Linked DNA regions of Homo sapiens: all the other regions are linked to region 1. The links are chromatin contacts, found by Hi-C or POLR2A ChIA-PET in ENCODE. All regions are on one chromosome and are shown on one strand. The core of a region is the stretch at or near the end of the contact, and the rest is flanking DNA. Distances in the headings are between cores, read along the strand shown.

Region 1 (3,449 bases), core at 631-3,130:
CGCGCCCGGGCAGCCAGCGCGGGGCCGCTGAATGGGCAGGGACTCGTGAGCGCGACCATTGGCCGGTCGCGGGGAGGCGGCGCGGGCATTGGGCAGCGTAAGGGGGCCGGTCCGCCTTCAGGAATGTACTACGGCGCGTCCGGCACGTCCGTCCGCGCCGGCTGGGCGCGCGCCTCGCCTGGGCTCTCGGGAGACCGCGCTGGAGGCCCGGAGCCGGCCCGGCGCATCCGCCTCCCTACCTACTCTGCCCCGGCCGCGCGGGCGCGGGGAGTCCGGGAGCCGGGCGCGCGCGCGCACCGGGCCTCCTGGCGCGGGGTCACGTGGCCACCGGAGCTCCGCCTTCTCCCTGCTCCTCCCCCTTTCCCTCCATCTGGGTTTCTTTCTTTCCTTTCCTTTCTTTCTTCTTTTTTTTTCAATGAACATACACCGTGCGCATCTTAAAGCCACACCGCCCCATTTCACGACTTCACTAGACTTCTCGCTACTGCCAGTCCCTCTGCAGTTCAACCCCGTTTAAAAAAAAAAATAAAGTGAAGCAAATCAAGGGTTTGCGGGTCGGGTTCCTACCGCAGGGAGGAACGTAATAACTTGGAAACGTAAGAAAAACACATTCCACTTTCCGAAAACAAAAATTTTTTTAAATAAAAAGCCTAGTTGTGTAGACGTGTCTGGCTCCAGAATCCACCTCAAAGGGTCGCGTGTTTTCCCCCTCCGCGGGAAGCGAATCCCCGGGATGCCTTGGTGACACTGGACGCGGTGTCGGGACGAATCCTCGCGATCCGCGCACAGTTTGTTTTCAATGAATCCAGCATCGGGGCATTTATAATCTCCTACGTCATACTATTATTAAATATAACATGCATACCGAGTTTTGTAAAAAAAAATACTGACTATATAAACATCTGGTTAATAAAAAGGGGTGTACAAATGAACCCAAAATAATCAGGAAAACTTTACTCTCTCAAGGAAACAATTCCGTTTCTCTAAGTTGTAAAAAAAGATTCTGTTGTTTCTCTTTTACTTATGTCACATTCGAGATTCAAATAAAAACGCCTCTGCCTCTACAAGACTGCTTCGGTGTCTGGATTCCACGTTTATAGAACACTGACTCCTTCAAACCAAGACTGTGTTTTTTTTTTTTTTAAGTTGGGGGGAGAAAGCGGCTGGGGGGCAGACGGATTTTAAGAAAGATGGCTTTTCCCAACGTCCTTGCTTTCCTCTTTAACTTTCCATTCTGTTTATCTTAATGCGAGGCGTTGTTCCCTGCAAGAGCCTAAGTCTTCCCTTTAGTTATAAAAGAAAAGAGAAGAGGAAAAAAAAATCTGGCACACACTGGCGCACTATCCAGCACGCTGTCATTATTGGTGCAGGCCTGGGAATGCGAGCCGGACCTCCCAGTATTTGCTGCAGCTTGAGGCCAAGGTGCCTCTGAAAGGCTTTTCTTTGAGGAATTTCAGAAATTGTTTAAGCGCTTAAAAAAATATTACATTTCCCCCCGTGTCTACCGCGAGGCAAATGTTCGTGTGTGTGCGTGCGCGCGCGTGTGTGCGCGCAAAGGCATCCCACAAAAAGAAGACACTGTTGAAAAGAAAAGGAATAAGAGAGAAAGGAGGGGGAGCATTCCTTAATGGAAGTATTGCATGCGAGAAGGTTGGCGCTCTCAGAGGCTGCCCCGAAGCCGAGGATGCACACACTGGGTTGCCTACCTGGGTGGTCTCTCTACTTTGGTGAGCTGTTGCTAAGCAGCTAATAATAGTCATGTTTGCTGAGTAATTTCTGCCCTCCGCGAGCCAATCGCGTCGCAGAAACCCAAGCCATCTGACAGCCCCGGGGGCGGGAGCTCCAGCCTTTTTCTCTTTCGCTCGCTCTCTCCCCCTCCACCCCCTCCCCTCCCCTCCTCCTCTTCTTTCTCCAAATGGAGAGAGTTCTTTTTTTTCTTCTTCCATCTCATCTATTGAATCAAGGAGCTGCTGCGGCCGCTGCCCGCTGCACACACACAGAGCGGAGTCCCCAGGTCCCGGGAGCGAGAGAGGCGCGCTGCACGGGGACAGAATGGTCCAGCGGGTTGCCGAGGAGCACAAGAAAGCAGAGTCCGGGACCGAGCAGCCACCGCGAACCCAGCAGCCAGAGCCCGAGCAGCCCGAGCAGCAGCTCCTGGAGCCGCCACCGCCAGCAGCAGCCACCGCGGGAGCAGCGGCAGCTGCGGCTGCCCGGGCCCGGCAGCGCTGAGACCCGCCGGGCACCCTCGGACCCCGCGGCGGCGGCGGCTCTGCGCTTGCCCTCCGCGGCCGCTCGGGCGACCCGGGAGGCGCCGAGAGAGCCAGCGCGGCCGGCGGGAGCAGCGGGGATTCGCTGGCTCTTTCTGCAGTGAAGGGGTCGCGGCGCGGGGCGGGGGGCGGGTAGGGGGAGTTGGGGACCGCAAGGAGTGCCGCGGAAGCGCCCGAAGGACAGGCTCGCTCGGCGCGCCGGCTCTCGCTCTTCCGCGAACTGGATGTGGGCAGCGGCGGCCGCAGAGACCTCGGGACCCCCGCGCAATGTGGCAATGGAAGGCGCAGGGTCTGACTCCCCGGCAGCGGCCGCGGCCGCAGCGGCAGCAGCGCCCGCCGTGTGAGCAGCAGCAGCGGCTGGTCTGTCAACCGGAGCCCGAGCCCGAGCAGCCTGCGGCCAGCAGCGTCCTCGCAAGCCGAGCGCCCAGGCGCGCCAGGAGCCCGCAGCAGCGGCAGCAGCGCGCCGGGCCGCCCGGGAAGCCTCCGTCCCCGCGGCGGCGGCGGCGGCGGCGGCAACATGGCCTCGGCTGGTAACGCCGCCGAGCCCCAGGACCGCGGCGGCGGCGGCAGCGGCTGTATCGGTGCCCCGGGACGGCCGGCTGGAGGCGGGAGGCGCAGACGGACGGGGGGGCTGCGCCGTGCTGCCGCGCCGGACCGGGACTATCTGCACCGGCCCAGCTACTGCGACGCCGCCTTCGCTCTGGAGCAGATTTCCAAGGTGCATTTCAGACTCTCTCCTCCCACTTTCTCTTCCCTCCTCTAACTCTTTGGGATCGCCCCCGCCACACACAAACACACACACTCTCTTCCTCTCTCTCTCACACACACACACACACTCACTCACACCTCTCCAGGAAAAGCAGCAGACAAATGGGGATTGAAAAATTCAAACCCTCCCTCTGGTCCTGGGAGGAAAGGGCTGTCTGAGGTCCGCAGGGGGTGGAGGTGTGTGTGTGTGCGTGTGTGTGTGTGTATACACACGCCCTCCCTGGTGTGCCTTTTCCGGAGCACTGGAAAGCCGTCCACGGCGGACCACCTCAAGGGCGGCCGCGGCACTGTCCTGCCCCGTGCCCCCTGCCCTGAACTTCTTCCTCCTGCGCCCCTGCCCCTATTTGCAGCCTAAACTCCTGTACGGCTGCCACATTTCTTAACATCTTGGAGGGGGAGGCGGAGTGGAGAGAG
Region 2 (3,449 bases), core at 342-2,841, 940 kb before region 1:
TAAATAACATTTTTTTAAAAATCATTTTCAACATCTTTATTGTAGTGACTTGATTCTCAAGTGATGACTCTGGATTTAGCTTTTCACAAATAAAGGTAAACATTACCCAGCTGCACATCAAAGCCCTAATACTTAAACCTGAGACGTTTCCTCAGGGCTGCGATGCACAATTTTTATCAAGCAAGGAACAAACCAATAAAGCCAAGTTGAACACACTGGCAAACGTCGGCAGGAATGGTCAACCTACACATCTTAATCCTAACACTCTGCAAACCTTGGGACCGCTGCCTCATTTCAAGAAAACAGGAAACACAGGTGGAGTGTTGCTGGCTCTGCCACTGACGCAGTTCGGTGAGAGAATGAACTCTGAAGCACCCTCCCCGTCCACAGGCAGCAGGACACCACGCTGCGCACCGGTTTTTCTTGCTAAATAGGGAGTGGGGAACTCCGAATATTCTTGCTGGAAAGGTTAAAAACGCTTTTCTTAAAGCAGCCTTGAGCTATTTATAAGTTGCACATCCCATCAACACCACACGAAGTACTGAAATACGATGCCGGCTGCCTCCTGGAAGCTACCGGACGGAGAAGGGGCGAAGGCGCCAGGCCGGACCGCGCCGGGGACCCCCGCCCGGGCCCCGACGTCACAGGCCGCCCCGCGGTCGCCCAGGCCTCCGGCATCACAGAGGCCCCCAGCCCCGGGACCAGGCGCCCTCCTCCTCCCCACCGCGCTCTCGGGTGGCTCCGACCTCAATCTTGCAGAGGCTGGGCTGGAAGATGAAGGTCCCCGCCAGGTCTGGATGTGGGAGCCCCGGGGTAGCGACCTCAGCCGTTCGCCCCCACACGCCACCCAGACAACCTCCCTCAACTTCGTCCAACTTGCCGTAGAGCCTCAGTGCCAGGGTTCGAGGGCCCTATCCCACCCCAAGCCAGCGTTTCCCCCGGAGCCCCGCACGAGGCTGGCGAGAGCTGGAAGGGGTGTGACCCCTGCCCCTCTCCTCCTACCTTCGGCGGCCACCAGGACCCTCAACTCTCCCTACTGTTCCCGGGCCCCTCCTCCTGAAACCGGCCCCCGGGACCCCAGTCTCACAGCGGGCCGAGCCGTGGTCCGCTAACCCCGCTGTCCCCGCGTACCCGGCGCCTGCAGGCCGCCCCCGGGGCTATCGGGCCGCTGAGCGACGGGCGCCGGGAGGCTCTTGCGCTCCTTCTGCGACTCCCTCCGGCCGCCCGCGCCGGCTCTGTGGCCCGAGGCCCCGGCTGGGCTCCTGCCGCCGCGGGGACCGGCCCCGGCCGCCGCCGCCGCCTCGTCGCGCCTCTTGCGCTGCAGCTGCTGCTGGCGCCGGCGCTCGGCCTCGCGCAGGATGTCGAACGGGTCCGACTCGTCGTCCAGCAGCTGATGGAAGCGGTTGGCCACCACGCAGCCGAAACTCTCCTGCATCGCGGCGCCAGCGGCAGCCACGGGACTCCCCAGAGCGCCCTTCATGCCGCCGCGACCACTGCGGGCCCGGGAGGGCAGCCCACGCGAGCGCGTCTCAGCGAAGCCGGCGGCCAGGACCCATGCCGCCCGCTCCGCCGCCACCGCCCTCCGGGCCCTACCCTGTCCGGCCCCTACCGGCGCCCGCCCCCGCGGCGCCGCCGCCGTCCGCCCCGCTGCGCCAGACAGCCAGTCAGCGCGCGCGGGTGCGCCCCCTTTCCGACACGGCGCGCCTGGAGACCCAATCACCGACCGGCTGCTGTCACGTCACGCGACCTCTGGGCCCCGCCCCGTTCGCTCAGCAGGGAGGGGCGGGGCCCAGGGGCGGAGCTACTGGCTGGTCCAGGCGGCGCCGACGAAGCGGTGGGGTCTCGGCTGTGTGTGCTTTCTCCCGGGACTGCGACCGTATTTGCTATGGGCCACTCTGCTTTGAAGCTTATGTATACATTTAGCCGTGCAACAGCTACATATTGCGCACTTACCGTGTGCCAGGCATTATGTTGTAGGAAATACTAGCTCCGTGTTGTCACAGATCTGAGTCTGTAGATGGAGAAAAAGTGCCCTGAAGGACAGGCGCAGAGCTCTCTACGGGCTGCAGCAAAGGGATCTGACCTAATTGGGAAATGACAGTTAAGCCGAGGGAGAGGGGTGACAAGGGGTTGGAGGAGGAACAGCAAGTGCAGCAGTCTTGAGGTGGGATGTGCACAGCCTATTCAAGCTCAAAGTGGTCTCTATTCTAAGAGCAGTGGGAAGCAAGTTTTGAGCATGAGCAGATTTGGGTTTGAAAAGGCCACCCTACCTGCACTGTGAACTAATAGTTTGGAGGGAAATACAAATGGATGCTGGGAAGCCAAACATGATTGTTGCAAAGCTCCAGGGAAGAGTTGATAGTGACTGGGATTAGGATGGTGGCGGTGGAGGCGAAGAGAGTAGATGGATTCAAAGACTTGGTGATGCGCTAGAGGTGGTGATGAGGGAGAAGAAGATACGGTGACTCTTATTTTCCTGGCTCCAGCATCTGAATGATAGTATTAGTTACCACTGGAAGACACTACTTTAACGGGAATCATTAATTCAGTCTGGGACACGTTGAGGTTTGGATATTTGTTTTCTTTTGAGATATTCAGTTGAGGCCTGGAGCTTAGAGAACGCCGGACTGGACTTCCTCCAGGAAATCTTTGCATAGGCAGCGGTGGAGACACGCTTGGCTGCCTATCCTACAGCCGTTCTTTCCCTCTTACATTTTTCCAGAGCCTGTATTTTGTTCAGGCATCATATTCCCCAGGGGAAGAGGGCCCCTTCCAGCCTCAAACTTGATTAATCATACATTATTCATTGCACCTGATTCCAATTCCTTGCCAGTAATTGGCTTAGGAATAGGCTGTGGGGCAAATCGGGCAGAACAGATCTGAGAAGTATTCTGGGAAAGTTTTTCTTGCACCTAACAAGGGATTGAGAAGGGATCTCCCCCCCTTCTGTTCCCTGGTCTTTGTTCCATGAGAAGACATGATGCCTCGGGTGGCTGTTCCTTAGCGTGGCCATGAGGATGGCAGAGCAGGATAGAGAAAGGCTAGATCCTTGATGAGGTTGAGCTGCCGACTGGACCCACTTGGGAACCTCCCTACTTGAGGCTTATGATGTAAGGTGACAGATGTGATTGCGCTTAGTTGTGTTTGCTTGTTTCATCCGAAAGCATCCAGTTAGAGCATCTTGCCAGGTGCTCTGTGACCAGCTTTTACTTTCCTTAATAGCAAAGGAATTCCTAATCCTAAATGCTGTAAAGTCTGTGTGTTACTCACTTATTGAATTTTGTGTTATTCCCAAGGAGGACAGGGATGATGCCTGTCTTATTCACTGCAGTATGTATTCCCAGTGCTTGGCGTTCTAAGCAGCTATAGAGTAGGTTTTCAGTAAATATTTGTTGAATGATTGAAGAATTTAAGATATTTGGTCATCTCCTTTTGAGTGAGCAAAGATT
Region 3 (3,449 bases), core at 308-2,807, 850 kb after region 1:
AAGAAAAGAAAAAAAAGATGACAAATCAGCTTATGGCAGGGGCAGAAGAGGAGGCCTGGCTCACAAAGATGGTCTCTATGGACGCAAACCTCCCCCAGCAAGACAGCTTTTCAGCTATTCTTGGATTTCTAGCCCTTTTGAATAGCCATCTTAAAATATGCCAAAAAGTATATTTTGGAGTGAAATATTTTCATTTCCTTCAATATACTTATTATTCTGATTGTGGTGGTAGTTCCATGGGTATAGACATGTGAAAACATACCAAAGTGTGTATTTTCAGTGTGTGCAGTTTCTTGTCTGTTAATTGCACCTTGATGAAGCTGTTTTGAAAAAGGAAGATCTTCTTAGGATTCCTCACTTCCTGTGACTCTCCCACAGCAGCTGGGGGAATGGGCCAAGAGCAGAATCTGGTGACAAAGTAGCCTTGGGTGGCTTGGTTGGCCACACACGCCACTGAAAGCACCTCTCCCAGGAATCCAGTCGCCTCCAGTGCCTGCTGAAGCAAGAAAACCCTCCAAAGGATGACTCCAGCTGTGTCTGCATCATAATTAAGGCTGCAAAAACCCAAAATGAATGAAGTCTCCCCAGCTAATGTGCCACTTCTAATTTAATCTAATTGGCCTCTGAAAGAGAGCCTTGGCCTGCCTCAGAGGCAAAATCTTCCAAATGAAGTGAATTTAAACTAATTTAAGCTAACTAATTACAAACTGGGGGGTATTGTCACAAGACAATTGTTATTGTTCTTTGATTGCTTGCTCAACTGGATTATTTGCTCATTACCTTCAGAGCTGTTGGGACTTTCATGGGGTGCCCCTTGCCGCACATCAATAAGGCATTCTACAAGGCAGCCTGGAGTGGAGGGTCCCCACACCAGATTGGCATGGGAGCGCTGAGGATTAGCTTGGCTTTCTGCGTGTTTGGAGAATCTTAAAGCAAATGCACAGCATGTGCTGCTCATTCAAATAACCTGCAGCTAACTACACCTCTTTTTGGAGACGTAAGTTTTTCTTTAGCTTCGGGATGTAGGTTATGAGTTTTGAGGTCATCTGTTGAACCAACCTCTTTATTGTTCAGTCGTTCTGACCTTGAGATGCAGCTCGTTATACCTGGGTAGAGATCTGAAGCAAAAGTGGGGAGAAAAAAAAGACCTGTATCCAAGCCTGTTTCTCAGCAGCTGTGTGAGGTAGCTGTGCTGCCACACCTCTCTGAGCCACAGGCAGAGATCTGGTGGAAAACGCATGAAATTTGCAGACCCATCTATCTGCTGCTTCTGGTTTGAGCTTCAGTTCCCTCCTCCCAGGCATGTTAAATTTAGCCTACAGCTGCCTCCTTACTTATTTTAAGTGTAACAAATGTTATGTTACATTTGGGACCTGTGTGGCTAAAGGCTTCTCTGCACAAAGGGAACTGTCACTTAACTGGATGTGAAAGGGGCTGTAACCTACTCTTGTGACAAGCAACCATACTTCAACCACTCACAGGTGGCCAAGTCTTCCAACTGTGTTCGAGTAAGGCCAACGCTGAGCTGTAGCCAATCAGGCTGTTTCTCTGCCTCACTTCTGTTTTCTGTGCTTCACTTTCCGTTCTCTGCCCGTAAAGACTCTCACCACACGGCAGCACCAGAGACGCTCTGAACCTCTTCTGGTCAGGGGGCTGCCTGATTCCCATATCATTCTTTGCTCAATTAAACTCTGTTAAATGTAGTTTGCCTCAGTTTTCCTTTTAACAGGCAGAAACTACCACCTCACAGAATTGCTATGAAGACTGAACATGGTCACTCTGTGAAAACATTTCATAAACTGTGTGTCGCTTGCGAATGCTGTTATTTTTCTCATCTGTAAAATAAAGGAATTCAACCAGGGGATTTGAATAGTTTCTGTATTCATTTCCTGTGGCTGCCATAACCAAGCACCACAAATCGGGTGGTTCATAGCCACAGAACTGTGTCCTCCTGCGGTTCTGGAAGCCGAGTCTGAAATGAAGGTGGCGGCAGGGCTGTCCTTCCTCTGACGGCTCAGGACGAGTCCTCTCCTGCCTCCTCCAGCTCCAGGCGCTCCTCAGCATGTGGCTGCTTCGCTGGGTCTCTGTCCCACCTCCACATCACCTTCTGCTCTGTGTGTTTCAAATCTCTCTCTGCCTTTCTCTTGTGAGGACACTTGTAATTGGGTTTAGGGCTCACCTGGGTAATTCAGGATGATCACATGGCAACAGCCTTCACTTGATTACATCTTCAAAGACCCCATTTCCCAAATAAGGCCACCATCCCAGATTCTGGGTGGACACTGTGGGCAGTGGCACCATATTCAGCCCACTGCAGCCCTCCTTAGCTCTGTGGTCCTATCTTCTTCTGGATGTTACCATTTGGTCTAAATTTCAACCAGTCTGAGTTGCATATTGAGTGGTACAAAAGCAATGGCCACATTTGATGTTTCTTGTCTGAGAATGTATGTTTCTTCAATATTTCCATGAAAAATATGCATCGAATATTTTACTACGGTAGGAGTAGGGGCCAAGTATAGGGCAAAAACTTATTGATTACAAGTTTATGCAAATTAGACAGCAAAATGAAAATTTCAAGCAGCCTTGGCACTACAACAAAAAAGTCTGTCTAGCAAGAGATTGGATTTAATTATTAAGAAAGTTGGGGGCCGGGCCTGGTGGCTCATGACAGTAATCCCAGCACTTTGGGAGGCTGAGGTGGGTGGATCACCCGAGGTGGGGAATTTGAGACAAGCCTGACCAACATGGAGAAACCCTGTCTCTCCCAAAAATACAAAAATTAGCTGGATACGGTGGCACATGCCTGTAATCCCAGCTACTCGGGAGGCTGAGGCAGGAGAATCGCTTGAACCCAGGAGGTGGAGGTTGCGGTGAACCGAGATTGCACTATTGCACGCCAGCCTGGGCAACAAGAGCGAAACTCTGTCTCAAAAAAAAAAAGAAAAAAGAAAAAGAAAGAAAGTTGGGAGAGTGACTGTCCCACTGTGCTGTTTGATAGAATCAGTGTCTCTGGGTTAGTGGCTTTTGGCAGATGTCTGCTAGTCTAAAAAGCCACAGTTGAGGGTAGAAAGAAGAAGATTCTAGAAAGAATGCTCATAATGGACAATAATAGCTCTTTCTACTTCCGGGGAATCTTTCCATTTGGGAACACTGAAGTGCTTTGCAGACAGTCGTTACAATTACACAAGCGTTGGGATGTCCATGTTCTCGCTTCCTCATGTTAGACATTGAGCCACTGAGGAAGTCTAAGGACATGGGGTGTGTCATTGGAGAAGTGCCCCTAGCTGACTGTTGAGGGTAAGCAGAGCCACAGCCTCCAGATTTTATTCAAGGTGAAATGGACATTGGGTGAGCTCTCTTGTTCTCAGATGATCTGCTTTATAGTACAGGACTAGGGCCATAGCAGTTGCCATCAAAGTGGCTGGATTTCAATTACCTCCAGCCTGTGG
Region 4 (3,449 bases), core at 447-2,946, 780 kb after region 1:
TCATTTCTAAAGAAGTATTAAGCTCTCAACTGTAAAATTACCCATTCCCTGAGGACTCCAAACAGCAGGGTTTTACTGCACAATCTTGTTTGCCATTTATCTCATTCTTAAAAATAAGGATGGTGTGTGTGTGTGTGTGTGTGTGTGTGTGTGTGCATGCGCGCACGCAGGAAGGATCACAAATTAAGCTTTCCAGGTGTTTTAACTCCAGGAATATGGGAACTTAACACAGTATTAAAGATATTAAAAAGTGTTAAATCATTTGTGTAGGTGAACAAACTCATAAAATTGTGTGCAACTATTGTAAAAAGCCTAAAATTTGAGCATTAGTAGAGTCCTTTAAGAAAAGTGCAGGCTTTGAAGTTATATTCAGACCTGAATTTAAATCTTGATTTTGCCATTTAGTTAACTGTGAATTTTTAGCAAGTCAATTTCATATAACCGAAACTCAATTTCCTTCTCTATAAATTGGGGGTAATAATTCCTAACTCACGAGGTGGTTGTATGAAGTAAGGAGAAAACATATGCAAAGTGTTGAACACAGTACCTGGGATAAAGCAGATGGGCCAACAGTAAGCAACTATTATTATACCCTAACCTTATTCTACTTTGTCCCCCAAATATTGGAAGAATCTAATCTTCCCAATTAGCAAGTCATTGGAAGGCTTCCCAGACTTATACGAAGCACAATATACACTATTCAAAAATGGAACAGACTAAAAGTATTTTAAAAATACAAAACCAAACAATCAATGAGATCAAGGATTTCAGAATTCTGCTTCTCGTCCCATATACTCAGCATCTATTCTGTCTGGTTTTGTAATAACCCATATTATTTCTTTATCAACCATATGAACCTTATTGTTGTTTTTTTGCGATCTAAACATCCCTAGCGGGTTATGTTACTTATTTTGAGGGCTACCTTTGCAAGGGTAATTGTCATCATTGCACGAAAACCAAAAAGAAATCAGGTACAAGGGGCATTTTATGCAATGCTATTAACTGTTCCATGCATCTCAACAGTGGATTGGATCCTAAGTGGATATTTTATTATCACAATAGATAATCATAATCACATTACTGTGCCACCCCCTCCCCGCCCATGCATGCGTTCATGAACAAAACTCCAGACTAACAGTATGAATGTTCTATAGGGACCCCAAAACTCAAAATGTGGTGCTCTCAGTAAAGATCCTCCGGGGGAAGAAGAGGCGGATGGGTTTCACTGCAAGTGGAAATGAATCGAATCGAAACTGTTCTGCCTACTTAAGACTGGAGATGAGCCCTGTGGGGCTAGAAGCCGAGACCGGCAGGTGACCGAGGGCCTGGAGGCAAGAGACGAAGGAGGAGGCACCCAGAGGCTGAGAAAGGTCTGTGCCGCCGGGGAGAAGACAGCCAGAGCCCGTGGCCACCTCTACAGCTGAGGTGGTAAGATGTGACCGCTCCGCCCAGTCCCCAGGATGGGTTTCAGCCCCAGGAGTCTGGGAGAACTGAGGAGGGGATGCGGGTCCTCGCTGGTCGAGCAAAAGTGAGGGTAAGGGAGGGTTCCCCGTCGCCTTCAGAACGGAATGATGCTGTCCCCGCCGCCATCCCGACGCCGGAGGAGAGGAAGGCAGGGACCCAACAGGGAGCGAACAGGTTACCTGTCTCAGCCGCGTCCCACGGGTCACCACTTCCGCAGACTCGGGGTTACTACGGGCTACCCCGGCACGCGCCGGGTGACGTCATCCACACGCGCCCGGGGCCGCATTCTGCCTGACCCGCCTTCCGCTAGGCCCGCCCCCTTAGGATGAGAGGGCGAGACCGCCCGGGGGAGATCTGCGCAGGCGCGGAGCTGCCGCGGTCATAGGAGGGCGCGAGCAGCTTGGCTGGCTAGGGCTTGTAGAGTTGCCCTGGTACCCTAGTATTCCTAATTGCAAAATCTTTATGAAGCTTAAGAAAAAAATCACCAGCCTGGGCAACCTGGGGAGGCCCCGTCTCTACAAAAAAATTAAAAAATTAGCCGAGTGTGGTGGCGTGCACCTGTGGTCCAGCTACTATGGAGGCTGAGGCAGGAGGATTGCTTAGGTCCAGGAGTTCGAGGCTGCAATGAGCTATGAACGTGCCACTACACTCCACCCTGAGCCACAGAGCAAGACCCTGTTTCAAATAAAATTTAAAAAAAGTTACTGAAATACAGATGTGCAATTTTATTCCTTAGCCTAGTCTCACCTCTGCTGCATGTGACTATTGTTCACATATTAATTCCACCACAATTTAAGGTCCTCCTGTGTGCCAGGCAAGCACCCTTAACAAAAGCTGGGGAAACAACCAGGAACAAGACAGACGCTGTGCCTTCCCTCATGGGGATTACTTTCTAGTTGAGAAAGCAAACATTAAATGTAGAAGGAAAGGCCGGGCGCGGTGGCTCACGCTTGTAATCCCAGCACTTTGGGAGGCCGAGGCAGGCGGATCACAAAGTCAGGAGATCGAGACCATCCTGGCTAACACGGTGAAACCCCGTCTCTACTAAAAATACAAAAAATTAGCCGGGCGAGGTGGTGGGCGCCTGTAGTCCCAGCTACTCGGGAGGCTGAGGCAGGAGAATGGCGGGAACCCCGGGGGGCGGAGCCTGCAGTGAGCCGAGATCGCGCCACTGCACTCCAACCTGGGCGACAGCGAGACTCCATCTCAAAAAAAAAAAAAAAAGTAGAAGGAAAATAAGTTGCTGAGAAATTAAAGGAAGACAGGTGACCTTTTGATTTGAGATGTCAAGAAAGTGCCCTCTGAAGAGGTTCAGTAAACTGAGAAGCAGCCAACTCTGTGGAGAGCTAAGGAAAGAACAGCCAAGAGAAGAATCTACATGTGAGCAAGCAATAGGGAAGGGGCAGAATGTGGTGCCTTGGAGAAAGTGAGAAAGTAGGTCATGGGAAGAACAGAGGATGAGATCAAGAAGGCAAGGAGAGTCCCCATCATGCACAGACTCTCTGGGTTCCTGTGAGGAATACGAGTTTATTCGAAGTGTAAGGGGAAACTAGTGAAGAGTTATCAACACGTAAGTGACAGGATCTAGTTTTATAACATCACCCTGCTAGCTGCTGTGTATACATGAAACTTTTGAGAAACAATTTAAAAGGATGCAAAGAGAAGAGTTGCTTTTGCAATGAGCAGGTAAGAAATGATAGAAATGGACAAATTTCAGGAATAATTCTGAGGTAGATGTGACAGACTTGGAGATGAGTTTAGATAAGGGAGATAAGGAAAAGAAAAGTGTCAAAAATAATTCTTAAATTTGGGGCCTAAGCAAATAGCTGGATCATATAGCTAAAACAAGGTTTGTTTCACCTCCTTTCAAACTTGATTTCTTTGCTTGTTTCCAAGTCAGTCCTCTAGGTTCTCCTGTCACCTATCTTTCCTCAGTTTCTATCACTGGCTTCCACTTTCCCTTTTCCTGAGCTCTTTTTTCCCTT
Region 5 (3,449 bases), core at 410-2,909, 710 kb before region 1:
TCACTTTCCCAACTGGCGGGGAGCGGGGGAGTCACTTTCCCAACTGGCGCGGGCGGGTTGGGAGGGGCCGCTGAGCCGCATCTGCCACAGTCACGAAGCTTTCTTAGCACCTCCTGGAGTTCAAGGAAAATCCAGAAGCAGCTCTTTCCTTGAAGGAAGACGTTCACAGCATCGCACCCACGAAGAGGGTGCGGCTTCCCCCTCTCACCCTTCTGGGTCTCGGCCGATCGCCTGGCAGTTGGGCTCGTGGCCCATCCTGCAGGAGGGCGCAGGCATGCATAGCGCCTGCGGAGGAGCGCTGCTCCTACGCCCCAGGCACGGCCCCCGCAGGCCGGGCAGTGACCCCGGTGGCCCGGCCCTTAGGGCGTGCGAGTTGACCGTGCCCCTTCTCCAGGACGCGCGGCCGGCGGCTGGGTTTTCGAACGCGCGGCTGTGAACGGCTCCTTGGCGAGGAGGCACAGCCTCCGCAGGCCGGAAGCCACGCGCCCACCAAAGGCACGAGGAGCAGGGCGGAGAGTACTGCGGGTCAGACGAGCGAGGCCCTCGGGGAGGCGCCCAGAGGAGCGGGGCAGCGCGGCCGCAGCGCGGGTCGGGTCCGCGGACGCTGTTCAGGCCCCACTGTGGGGCTGCTGCCCCTGGGCTGCCCTCCGGCTCGGTGGAGCGCGGGAGTGGGGGTGGGGGCGCCTCTGCTGCTTCCACCCCAGAAACCCGGGTCAGCGTTGGGAGCTGCACTGGGCGGCAGCGGAGAACATTAGAAGGGACAGTGTTTGGGTTAAAATCTAACCCTCGGTCGGGCGTGGTGGCTGAAGCCTATCCAACCACTTTGGGAGGCCGAAGCGGGAGGATCACGAGGTCAAGAAATCGAGACCAGCCCGGCCAACATGGTGAAACCTCATCTCTATTAAAAATACAAAAATTAGCCAGGCGTGGTGGTGAGCGCCTGTAGTCCCAGCTACTCGGGAGGCTGAGGCAGGAGACCCGCTTGAACCCAGGAGGTGGAGGTTGCAGTGAGCCAAGATCGAGCCACTGCACTCCAGCCTGGCGACAGAGCGAGACTCTGTCAAAAAAAAAAAAAAAAATCTATCCCTCATGATCTTGCTTTCTGTGCGTGTGTCTTTGCGTCAGGGGCAGGGAAAGCCTGTAGAGCACACATTGCCTAGTGAGGTCTTTACAACACAGGCTTTAATTATTTTCCTCCTTTCGCAGCTGAGAACAGAGAATTTAAGCAACTTGCCCAGAGTTCCAGAGCCAGACCTTAAAGGTAGGGCTTGTGACTCCGCATTAGGAACGTTCTCCTCCCCTGGATGGACCCGATGCCCCCGCACTAATAATCTTGAGCCGGAATTCAGCAACGCAGTGGTGACATTCAACCTTCCGCCTCACGGAGGCGGTGCCGGCGGGGCAGGGGATGGCCGCCAGGGGGCAGTGTGGCTCCGTGCCTCCGCGCCCGCTCCCGGACCCGCGCCCTGCCCCCACCGGCGCTGAGCCCGCCGGCGCTGAGCCCTCCAGCCCTGCTCCGCGTTCTTAGCAGCGTCGCCAGGCGTGGAAGAGGTTGGACTCAGGGCTACGTCTTCCAGTAGTTAAAAAACGGGGGGCCGAGGCCCCCACAGTTAAAGTGGGCGAGAGAGCAGCTTCCAGCATCTATGGCGATGATGGCCTTTTTTTGCCCAGATGCAACCAGGTCTGCCAGTCGGCCAGCTCGCACGGAGGGGCCCACCTCCAGCCCTGGCCTCAAGAGGGACCAGGCACAAACCTTACCTTGACAATGTTTCCAGCAACACTTCGCTGGGACAACTAGTCAGTGTGGTCAACCAGGCTAGGACAACTAGTCAGTGTGGTCACCCTTGTGGCCGTTCTTACGGGGAATTTGGTTATTATGGGGAACTTGGTGAGACTTGGGTGTAAGCCAGTAGTTGCATTAGTTGTTTTTGTAGCTTATCTTGTTTTAGTAGCAGTGATAGTGAGATTTTGCTTGTTTTTTTTTTTTTTTTTTTTTTTTCTTCTGGACTGATCCAAACGGAATGCTGAAGTTCTGTCTCCATCCGGAAGACCTGGGCTGTGGCCTCCCGGCGTCTCTGGGCAGGGGCATCTGCAGGTCCCCACTCTGGTGGGCACCCTGCTGCGAGTCTGCTCATACCCAGGGTGGATGCACCAGCTGCAGCTTTCAGCTGAAAAGAAACACGCTCTGCTCTGGCTTATGTCTGGCTGAGCTCTGGAAGGGCGGGCCCCTCTCAGCGAGCTGGGGGGCCCGCGTAGACGAAGATGACCCGCAGGCCTTATCAGCACTTATCTTTCAGTAAAGCCTGAGAGGCCAGCTTTGTGTCTGGGACCCTGGGAGCTCAGGAGGGCAGCTCGGCTTTTGTTCCTTGTTCTTCTCCAGCTGTTGGGAACTTTGCTGACAGCAAGAATCTACTCCATGGATTCACAGCACAGGCTATGACCAGAGACATATTTTTGTCCTAAAACATTTTTTTTTCTGATTATAAAGTTAATGGCCATTTTTCTTTTCTAACTTTTTATTTTGAAATAATTTGAAGCTTCTAAAAGCAGTTTAAAAATTATGCAAAGAGTTCACATGCACCCTTCACCCACATTGATGCCCTATAAATGCCTTGGTTTATATTTCCCCTCAAAATAACCACAGGCTTGTGACTGAATCAGGAAATTAACATTGATATAGTTGTGTTATCCTCCACAGACCCTCATCATATTTCCCCGAGGCCCATGAATGGGCCTTTGCTGAATCACACCTTGGGTTAGTTATTGCGTCTCTTTAGTCTCCTCTAATCTGGAACACTTTCTCAGATTTTCTTCATTTTTTCATGACTTGGACAATTTTTGAGCATATGGACCAGTTATCTTGTAGGAAGTCCCTGAACTTGGGCTTGTCTGACGTTCCCTCAGGATCAGACTGTTCGGAATCCCAGGGGCGGTGCTGGGTTCTTCCTGGTGCACCCCCCACCCCTGCCTCTGCCAGGGAGCAGCCGTTCCTGGAGATGTCACCTTTATCACTTGGTTAGGTGATGTCTGCTGTGTTCTCCACTGTAAAGTGATTATACCTTGTGGGGGGATACTTGCAGACTTTGTGATTATCTTATTTCTGAAACATTTTAGAGAATTTGAAAAGTATAGTCAAGAAGGGCAAAGAATCCCTCCTGGCTCCCCGCCTGCAGATAAGCACTGTCTCCATGCTGACTCCGTGCTCTTCTTCTTTTCCCTGGAGTCTCTGCTCTCTTTGGGATCCTCTAACCCTGCTGGAAGGACGTGTTCCTGTGGCTGATAAGCCTCACGCGACCTCTCCCATCCCCTGTCCCATTCCTCTGGGGGTGCTGTGGAGATTCTGTCTGAAACAGAGGTGTGATTCTAATAGAATTTTTAGGTCTAGCCCAGGGAGGAGGGAGAAGTTTTAAGTGGAGCCTTTTAGCTCCTCCAGAATTCAACATCCTGGG
Region 6 (3,449 bases), core at 610-3,109, 700 kb after region 1:
GGTAAAGAAATAAGTGGCAAGGCGGGGGAAAAAGCCTTTTCTTTGCAATGGAAAAAATGGCAAGGTGGTGCTGACTGGCCGTCTCAGGCTCAAGGACTGGAAGACATTAGGAACCTAGGATGACATCAATAGAGAGATTACAAACGCAGGTAGAGGAATGATTGCTTCAGGAAGGCCTTTCAAAGGCCTGACAATTTCTCTTGAAGGATGGCCCCAGCAGTGTTCTCTGAAGGTAGGACTGTCAGTCTTTGTGTGGGGAGAACAGTTCAAAGAAAACCAAACACTTAAGCATAATCTTTCAGAGGGTGAAGAATCATGGTATAATGATGATAAGATGCTACTTCTCGATCTGACAAGCAACACAGCTGTTTAATGGCAAAAAGAAGATTCTAGTTAACCCAAAAGCTGTGAGTTCACTCTGCCTGTTGCTCCAACAGAAGAGAGAGAGCCTGGCCCCCAAGAACTCATGTGATCCAGGAATTTGCCTGGTATCCAGATTCTATGGCTGCCTCAAAGCCAGCCCACAGTGAATGCTGATCTTCAATGATATCTTCACTCACAGGGTCAGTATGGTTTCTGTGTGGAGACCCTAAATCAAGCACTCACTGCCTTAGAAACAGTTACACATCAGCCTTGCCTAAGTCTGGACCACCAGACTCTTGACAGCCATCACAAGATGAGGCCATTTTACTTGTCTCCCTGACTTCCTGCTTCTAAGTGACTTTGGGACATTATATATCCTCTTAATACCCGCTCTGTAAAAAATGGAACATACACACACATTCTCACTACCTACCTTGCTTAGTACAAAGTGGTATTGTCAAGACGAACAAAATAATCCTGGCCAAGGGCTTTCAGGGTCCCAGAAGAACATCACTTTATGAATACCAGTTACTATTTCAGGAACACAAAAATGAAAGAACCAGAACACATTAGAAGGGGAAAGCCCCTACCTATAACATAGGACGCAAATAAAGTCAAATAATTTTCTCAAGAAGGATAATTGAAATAAAAGAGAAAATGGAGAAAGTGAACACAAAGAAAGCAACAAAGGGGAAGCACACATGGGCATAAATCACCTTGCATGTGCCTCACAGCTCACAACTCATTCTGTTTGTTCATCTCTACAGCAACAGCAGGGTTGCCAGTAAACAAGGGATTAAAATTTTACAGAAAAAAAGGATGGTATGAGCTGCTTTCTATCATTCACACCCACCTGTTTGAAAAAGCAGAGAAGAGTTATACCACACAACAGGGGAAAGAAATGCCCATTCAACATCTTTTTAAAAAACAATCCATGCAGAAAGAAAATTGAGAATTTATTAAAATCTGAGAAAGAAACGACAACAATAACAAGAAACAAAACCCACACACAAAACAAAAATATGCAGCACATCGGAGAAAGTAGAGAAGTTGGCAGCCATGGTGAATTCAAAGGCATACTAATTTAAGGCTCAAAATCTGATTCCTGAGGCAAAGAATCACTATGGCTGCATCTTGCCTTGAAATCAGGGGGTCACATCCCCTGAAATCTAAAGAAGGATTGTTTAAAAGTAGGGTGGTTTTGGTTTGAGGGATCAAAAATTCAAGTAAAGCCAACAAAGAACAAACAAAGAAAAATTCTCAAAGCTGTGAAACCTTGCTACTTAAGATAATGACAGAAATTTATGACTGCTTCCTTCCCCAGCAGAAAGGAGCATAATTAGAAAGCTGAAAACAACAGGCCCTTTGTACCAGCATGTTATGTTTTGCTTATTCTATTACACATTGGCTGGGAGATAAGAATAAACAGGACAACACCCTGTCTAACCCGGGAGGAGGGAGTGGAGGAAAAGGCTGGTTACATTCATTCTTGGGCATGTACGTGCATACCGTTTATTTGCAAATTGAGGTACTTAAGAAAATTGTGCATGCAATAGTCAGGAACTAGTATAAACATTCAGAAGTCTTTTATTGCACAATCAAACCTTTTAAGAATAAGCCTTGTGTAATAGGGAGCTTTATAGTTTTTCCTCATAGTGAAGCATGTTGTGAAGATTTTAATAATTGATAATTTTTTCTATGGTCTTTAATTGTCAATCCTATTTTCATTCAGTTGTTGTTGCTTTTTTTAAAAAAAAAAACAAAAAACAAAAAACAAAAAACCTTTCAAACTAGGATGAGCAAATAAAACTAGGATGAGACACAGCTTCCCTCTCTGTGACCAACGATGTCAAAAACCCTTGCAAAGAATCAATCAACAGCTGCCAGGGGAAGAAAACGTGGTGATCTGAGACTTCTCCCTTCTCTACAAAGGGACGGTTGCCCGTCTGGGTGCCAGGTGTTCTGATAGCTTCAGCCATGGAGAATTCTGCTCAAGAACAGCAGCTGCTAAGCCAATCAGGTTCTCATTAGCCAGTCGGGAGATGGTATAGGTATCTACGGTCCCAAGAAAAAAAAAAAAAAATTTGATCTCTTCCCATAACCCGTCTGCCTAGAATGATGGACCTGACTTAATCTTGCCATTTCTTAGTGACTCACTTGCTCCTGGCACCCAAGCTCACTAAGAACGGGGCTAAGGAAAGCCATTTTAAGACCTCACTGACCTGCCACCATCCTGGCCTTCATTCTACTCCTCCAACCCATGAGAGTGGTTCCCACCTTGAGGCCTGTGGACCGGAGTGCTTTTCCACCAGATGGTCACAAAGCTGATTCCTTTTTATTCTTCAGTCTTAGCCCAAATGTCACCCTTTAAGGAAGCTTTTCCCTCTCACCCTAACGATGCTATTGATTCTCCCACTGTGACACTTACTTGATTTTATTTTCTTCATAGCATACATCTTAATTACTTGTTTCACGTACACTAATTTTCTCCCCTGACTAGAATGTCCATTTCATAAGGACAGAGGCCTCCTCTATCTCGTTCACCCTTGTAGGCTTTGCATCGTAAGTACTATCTGGCACACAGTATACGCTTGATAAATATTTATTGCAAGAATAAATAAACAATAACCAAATTATCAAGATTATCTGGTATAGAACAGGTGGGGAAAAGCTCAAACAATCTGTCACCTGTCATCGGCCACACTATAGTCATTTTTTTCCCCTCAATTTTCCCAGTGGGATGAAGGGTGAAGATGCATGTGAACAGCTGAGCCATGAAGCAGAACTACACAGCACATGGTTTTTTAACTTCAGTGCTCTTCACAGAAAACCACTCTGAAATAAGTTGCAAGAGATTCTTGAAATTCAAATACAAGGAAAAAAAAGAACATATATGGACGACAGCTAGGTAGTTCTGCCAACCTAACTATGCCATGACATGTAATTGTGAACTGCTGAGAGACAAATGCAAAGCAAAGCATTTCCTATACACACATACAAAGGTAAGATTAAGGTGTTAATTTTTAAGCAACTGTCATATGCCTGGTTCTAGAATATGATTCCATTAACGTTACTGCTGTTATAAC
Region 7 (3,449 bases), core at 454-2,953, 650 kb after region 1:
TTTGTCCCGAGAATTAAGCCTAACACTATGAGAGAATATAAAGAAGTCCAAGACGGAGTTCTTGTCCTTAGGAAGTTAGTGAGTTTGCCACTGAGAAAGGACAAACACGCACCACCTATCCTCTCTCCCAACACATCCACCCAGAGGAAACAACATGAGGCAACAAAGTGCAAAACTGTGCAGTGTGATTGCAAGTGGGGATGGAATCCAGAAACCAAAAACAGGGAGGACGGAGACTCTGGGAGAAGGTTCCAGGGAGGCGCTGGCCCTTAAGGTGGGCCTTGCAGGAGGGGCAGAACCTGGAGATGCAGTGGAAACTGGCTGAGCATCCTCAAGGGTGGGGACCAGTCGCAGGCAAACCGCTGTTTCAGTAATGAACAGAGCATGTTCAAGGAGACTGGAAGGAGGTCAACCAGACGTGTGGCCTCTGGAAACAGAGCCCTCCCTTTTCTCAGGACATGGTTTCTCAGCCTTGAAAAAGAGTCCCTTTAAAGGATGATTTACCTCCCCATTCACCCCACATCTGAGAGATCAATCTGTGCTCCAGATCCTCCCTGCCATGCATCTAACAGGCTTGACATTGCTCAGACATCCCTGAGCATCGCCCTGAGGTATGCCTGAGGCCCAAGAACACTGTTTTTCTGTGGGGGTCCTGCTCAGCCAGCCCAGTGACTTTGAAAGAAACGTCCTTTTTACTATGCAACAGGCACATGTGAAGTCTCACTCACATACTCTGATGAGGTGTTTCAAGTTAAACTGTTAGGTAGAGGTGGTGTGCTCTGCTTCCTATGTTGTGAAATAGTAATAAACCAACAGAATGACTGGTCATTGCTTCCAAAGAGGAGGCCAGGGAATTTAATCACTCACAAACTAGCCACGATCACAGGATGAAGCAACTTTCCTAGTAAGCTGCTTTTCATAAACAAAGCCGTTGTTGAGTTTTTAAAATCCAACCAAACAACAAACAACTCTGAGGACAAGAAGAGCACCGTCTAGCCTCATGAAAGACGTAGTGCAGCCTTCACTCGCAGAACGTGCTTCAGAAGAGCAGGTCCTACAGAAGCACGGAGGACCCGACCCATGCAGTTACAGGGAGGATGGCTGTGGAATCCAGGCTGCACCAGGTGTACTACTCGTCAAGCACTGGCTGATGAGAGGGCCTGCACATTCAGTGGTTTTATATCGGGGGTTGGGAACAGTAAATAACATCTCTGGGATCTAGTCTAAGACAAATGAAACCAAATGACTCTTTTTCCAAAAATGGGCCTAAAACAGCTCATGGGAACCACCCCTGGCAGCCTGGTGGAGCAGGAAAGCACAGGCCAGGTGTGAAGAGACCTGAGTGCCAGCTTGGCTCTGTTGTCATGGAAGTCGTTGTTGACCTTGGTTGCTTAATCTGTAAATTAAGGGAGTTCAACTGGAGATGACCCATCCCTGATACTCATTGTGGCACTAATGATGACTCTGTGTCAGTAACAGATGAATACACAGGAAAGAACCAGTATATGTTTCTCTCTTCATCTTCTTTTCTGCCCATCACCATTTCTCCATATGCCCCCACATCATATTAATTTGCCAATTAATAAACAGCCATCCTCAGTTGCAATGTCATCTGAAGCTCAGTGGATTTCATGCTTGTTTGGTGACAGCAGCTGCTGCTGCTGCCCTCAAACCACATCCTTCCCCTTCGTCATGAAGCCTCCTCGAGAGCCACAATTTGCCTTGGCCAGAGCTCCCCGTACGTCAGCTTCCACCAGAAACTGCCATCCATATGCAGAGTTCTGGTTCATCAGCCCCTCTGAAGCAGATCCAGCTGGCCACAGTGGATTCCAGGTGGTCAAGACCAAAGAATCTCATAGCATTGTCAGCACACTGAAGCTGAAAGAAACCGCAAAAAGCACCGAATCTGACTGCCCCCAATTTGTAGATGAGGACACTGATGCCCTAAGAGGTTTATTTATCTAACATGGACTAGCCAGAGCTAGAACCCAAGTCTCCTGACTCAACGGTCAATTATGACTTTGAAATGGACAGAATTAGAAGCTACTAAAATCTACTATTTATGGTGTGCTCTGTGTCAGGCACTGTGCTAAGTGGCTTCTTAAACCTGACATGTACAGAGAACTCAGAATCTTTTCTCCTAATCTGCTCCTCTTCCTGTCCTCCCCACATTAGTCAATGGAGCACCCATCCATCCAGCGGCTTCTGCCAGAAACTCGGGAGTCACCCTTGACATCTCCCTCTTCCTCATCATCTCCCCATATAAAACTCTCAAGTCCTGCATTCTCCAGAGCATATCTTGGAACTCTCCAATTTTCCCCACCAGCACCCTCTCCACCCAGGTCTAAGCCACCTTCATCTCCTGCCTGGATTGCGGCCACACATCATCTCATCTCACCATTCCACTGCCACTACTCCTGTCGCTTCATTCTAGAACCAGAAACCTGAGCAATCTTGTCAAAACATAAGCCAGGTCACGACCTGCCCACCCCGTCCCCACCCTTGCCACTGCTTAAACCTGCTGGGCTTCCCAATACGCTCAGAATGAAGCTCAGATTTATATGAGGCCCTGCTTGGTCTGACGCCCTTATGATGCTGCCAATCTCATTTCACGCCAATCTTCCCATAGGTCACTAAATTCCATGAACACTTCTTTCGGGTCCTCCAAAGTTCCAAGTTGCTTCCAATCACAGCCTGTCCTCCTGTATAATATGCCCTTCTTCCTACTCCTGGCCTGGCTCACGTTCCACTGCCCTTCAGGTTTCAGCTTCTACATCACTGCCTCAGAGGCACCTGCCCCAAGGCCCTGCCAGGAGTGTTTCCTCTAACCCTGCATTCCTCCCACACAGGACTGACCAGTTTGTCGTACTCCATTTTTGAGAATATTTGTTTAATAACTATCTATCTCCCCAACCAGACTATAAGCCCCTTGAAGACAGGGACTGTCTCTATTTGTTCATCACTGTAGCCGAAGAATTTAGTGTTCAGTACATAGGACGCCCTAAATAAGTGTCTGCTGAATTTATTTATCAATTAGTTTACAGAAAACTTGAGTATAATAGTGCCTGTCATTTACAGATGAGCAAACAAAAGCATAAAGAACTTAAGCAATATGCCCAAGACCTAGAATAAGTAAGTAGCACAGAAGAGATTCCAACACAGGTTAGCTGACCCCAAAGCCCATGCCCTTAACTCAGATCACACCAGGATGGAATAGGCTGAGAGAAGATATAAGAGGCAGTAAGCCTTGATGCTTACTTGATTCATATGGAACAAATAGAGTCTGTGAAAGGCTGAAAAACAGCTCCCCAAAAGATATTCATATCCTAATTCCTGGAACTGTGAATGTTACCTTCTATGGGAAAAAAAGAAAAGCAAGCATGGGTCTTTGCAGATGTAATGAAGTTAATAAGGATCTTGAGTTAGTCAGATTATCCTAGATTATCTGC

Evidence for each region. Hi-C counts contacts between places; a loop is a spot of excess contacts on that map. ChIA-PET counts read pairs that join two places held with the same protein, here RNA polymerase II (POLR2A). Pooled maps may share reads with other maps.
Region 2: a map of naive thymus-derived CD4-positive, alpha-beta T cell shows a loop between it and region 1 (3-fold over the local background). The contact joins the promoter of HABP4 here to the promoter of PTCH1 in region 1. A Hi-C loop is called at or near these places in 1 of 168 maps with a recorded cell type or tissue (naive thymus-derived CD4-positive, alpha-beta T cell) and 4 of 50 pooled maps.
Region 3: a loop to region 1 is called in a pooled map, with 5 times the contacts of the local background. The contact joins the enhancer-like site here to the promoter of PTCH1 in region 1. A Hi-C loop is called at or near these places in 2 of 37 single-sample maps with no recorded cell type and 10 of 50 pooled maps. POLR2A ChIA-PET finds 5 or more read pairs at or near these places in 1 of 52 experiments (HCT116).
Region 4: a loop to region 1 is called in a map of CD8-positive, alpha-beta T cell, with 8 times the contacts of the local background. The contact joins the promoter of AOPEP here to the promoter of PTCH1 in region 1. A Hi-C loop is called at or near these places in 4 of 168 maps with a recorded cell type or tissue (CD4-positive, alpha-beta T cell, CD8-positive, alpha-beta T cell and naive thymus-derived CD4-positive, alpha-beta T cell), 7 of 37 single-sample maps with no recorded cell type and 18 of 50 pooled maps. POLR2A ChIA-PET finds 5 or more read pairs at or near these places in 2 of 52 experiments (PC-9 and Panc1).
Region 5: a loop to region 1 is called in a map of heart right ventricle, with 15 times the contacts of the local background. The contact joins the enhancer-like site here to the promoter of PTCH1 in region 1. A Hi-C loop is called at or near these places in 34 of 168 maps with a recorded cell type or tissue (A673, CD4-positive, alpha-beta T cell, CD8-positive, alpha-beta T cell and 23 more), 33 of 37 single-sample maps with no recorded cell type and 40 of 50 pooled maps. POLR2A ChIA-PET finds 5 or more read pairs at or near these places in 6 of 52 experiments (A549, HEK293, HepG2 and 3 more).
Region 6: a loop to region 1 is called in a pooled map, with 6 times the contacts of the local background. The contact joins the enhancer-like site here to the promoter of PTCH1 in region 1. A Hi-C loop is called at or near these places in 2 of 37 single-sample maps with no recorded cell type and 3 of 50 pooled maps.
Region 7: a map of naive thymus-derived CD4-positive, alpha-beta T cell shows a loop between it and region 1 (7-fold over the local background). The contact joins the enhancer-like site here to the promoter of PTCH1 in region 1. A Hi-C loop is called at or near these places in 1 of 168 maps with a recorded cell type or tissue (naive thymus-derived CD4-positive, alpha-beta T cell), 3 of 37 single-sample maps with no recorded cell type and 11 of 50 pooled maps.

The regions. Positions count from the first base shown.
Region 1 is chr9:95,507,697-95,511,145 of GRCh38, reverse strand. PTCH1 (patched 1) reads left to right here and starts at 1,880. Exons shown (of 24, transcript NM_000264.5): 1 at 1,880-2,985. The coding sequence starts at 2,785. RefSeq lists silencers at 1-350, 2,625-2,944 and enhancers at 1-477, 1,431-1,980.
Region 2 is chr9:96,448,311-96,451,759 of GRCh38, reverse strand. It overlaps HABP4 (hyaluronan binding protein 4), which reads right to left and starts at 1,591. Exons shown (of 8, transcript NM_014282.4): 1 at 1,132-1,591. The coding sequence starts at 1,480. RefSeq lists silencers at 1,074-1,123, 1,204-1,263, 1,274-1,813 and an enhancer at 2,094-2,173.
Region 3 is chr9:94,654,484-94,657,932 of GRCh38, reverse strand. No RefSeq gene overlaps it. Among named protein-coding and RNA genes, the nearest start is that of FBP1, 17 kb to the right of the region's middle. Within about 2 kb of position 1,557, at least 9 of the 41 ENCODE cell types and tissues checked have a DNase peak (open chromatin) inside an H3K27ac peak, as active enhancers do.
Region 4 is chr9:94,724,946-94,728,394 of GRCh38, reverse strand. AOPEP (aminopeptidase O (putative)) reads right to left here and starts at 1,696. Exons shown (of 17, transcript NM_001193329.3): 1 at 1,644-1,696. RefSeq lists enhancers at 1,425-1,904, 1,427-1,969, 1,915-2,084.
Region 5 is chr9:96,216,306-96,219,754 of GRCh38, reverse strand. No RefSeq gene overlaps it. Among named protein-coding and RNA genes, the nearest start is that of HSD17B3-AS1, 28 kb to the left of the region's middle. RefSeq lists a silencer at 1,307-1,516 and an enhancer at 1,527-1,746. Within about 2 kb of position 1,659, at least 19 of the 41 ENCODE cell types and tissues checked have a DNase peak (open chromatin) inside an H3K27ac peak, as active enhancers do; they include dorsolateral prefrontal cortex, heart right ventricle, ovary and 3 more, where a contact is called at or near this core.
Region 6 is chr9:94,804,166-94,807,614 of GRCh38, reverse strand. The region is part of intron 5 of AOPEP (aminopeptidase O (putative)); the gene reads right to left. Among named protein-coding and RNA genes, the nearest start is that of MIR2278, 4.1 kb to the left of the region's middle. Within about 2 kb of position 1,859, at least 11 of the 41 ENCODE cell types and tissues checked have a DNase peak (open chromatin) inside an H3K27ac peak, as active enhancers do.
Region 7 is chr9:94,859,450-94,862,898 of GRCh38, reverse strand. The region is part of intron 5 of AOPEP (aminopeptidase O (putative)); the gene reads right to left. Among named protein-coding and RNA genes, the nearest start is that of MIR2278, 51 kb to the right of the region's middle. RefSeq lists an enhancer at 1,662-1,711. Within about 2 kb of position 1,703, at least 16 of the 41 ENCODE cell types and tissues checked have a DNase peak (open chromatin) inside an H3K27ac peak, as active enhancers do.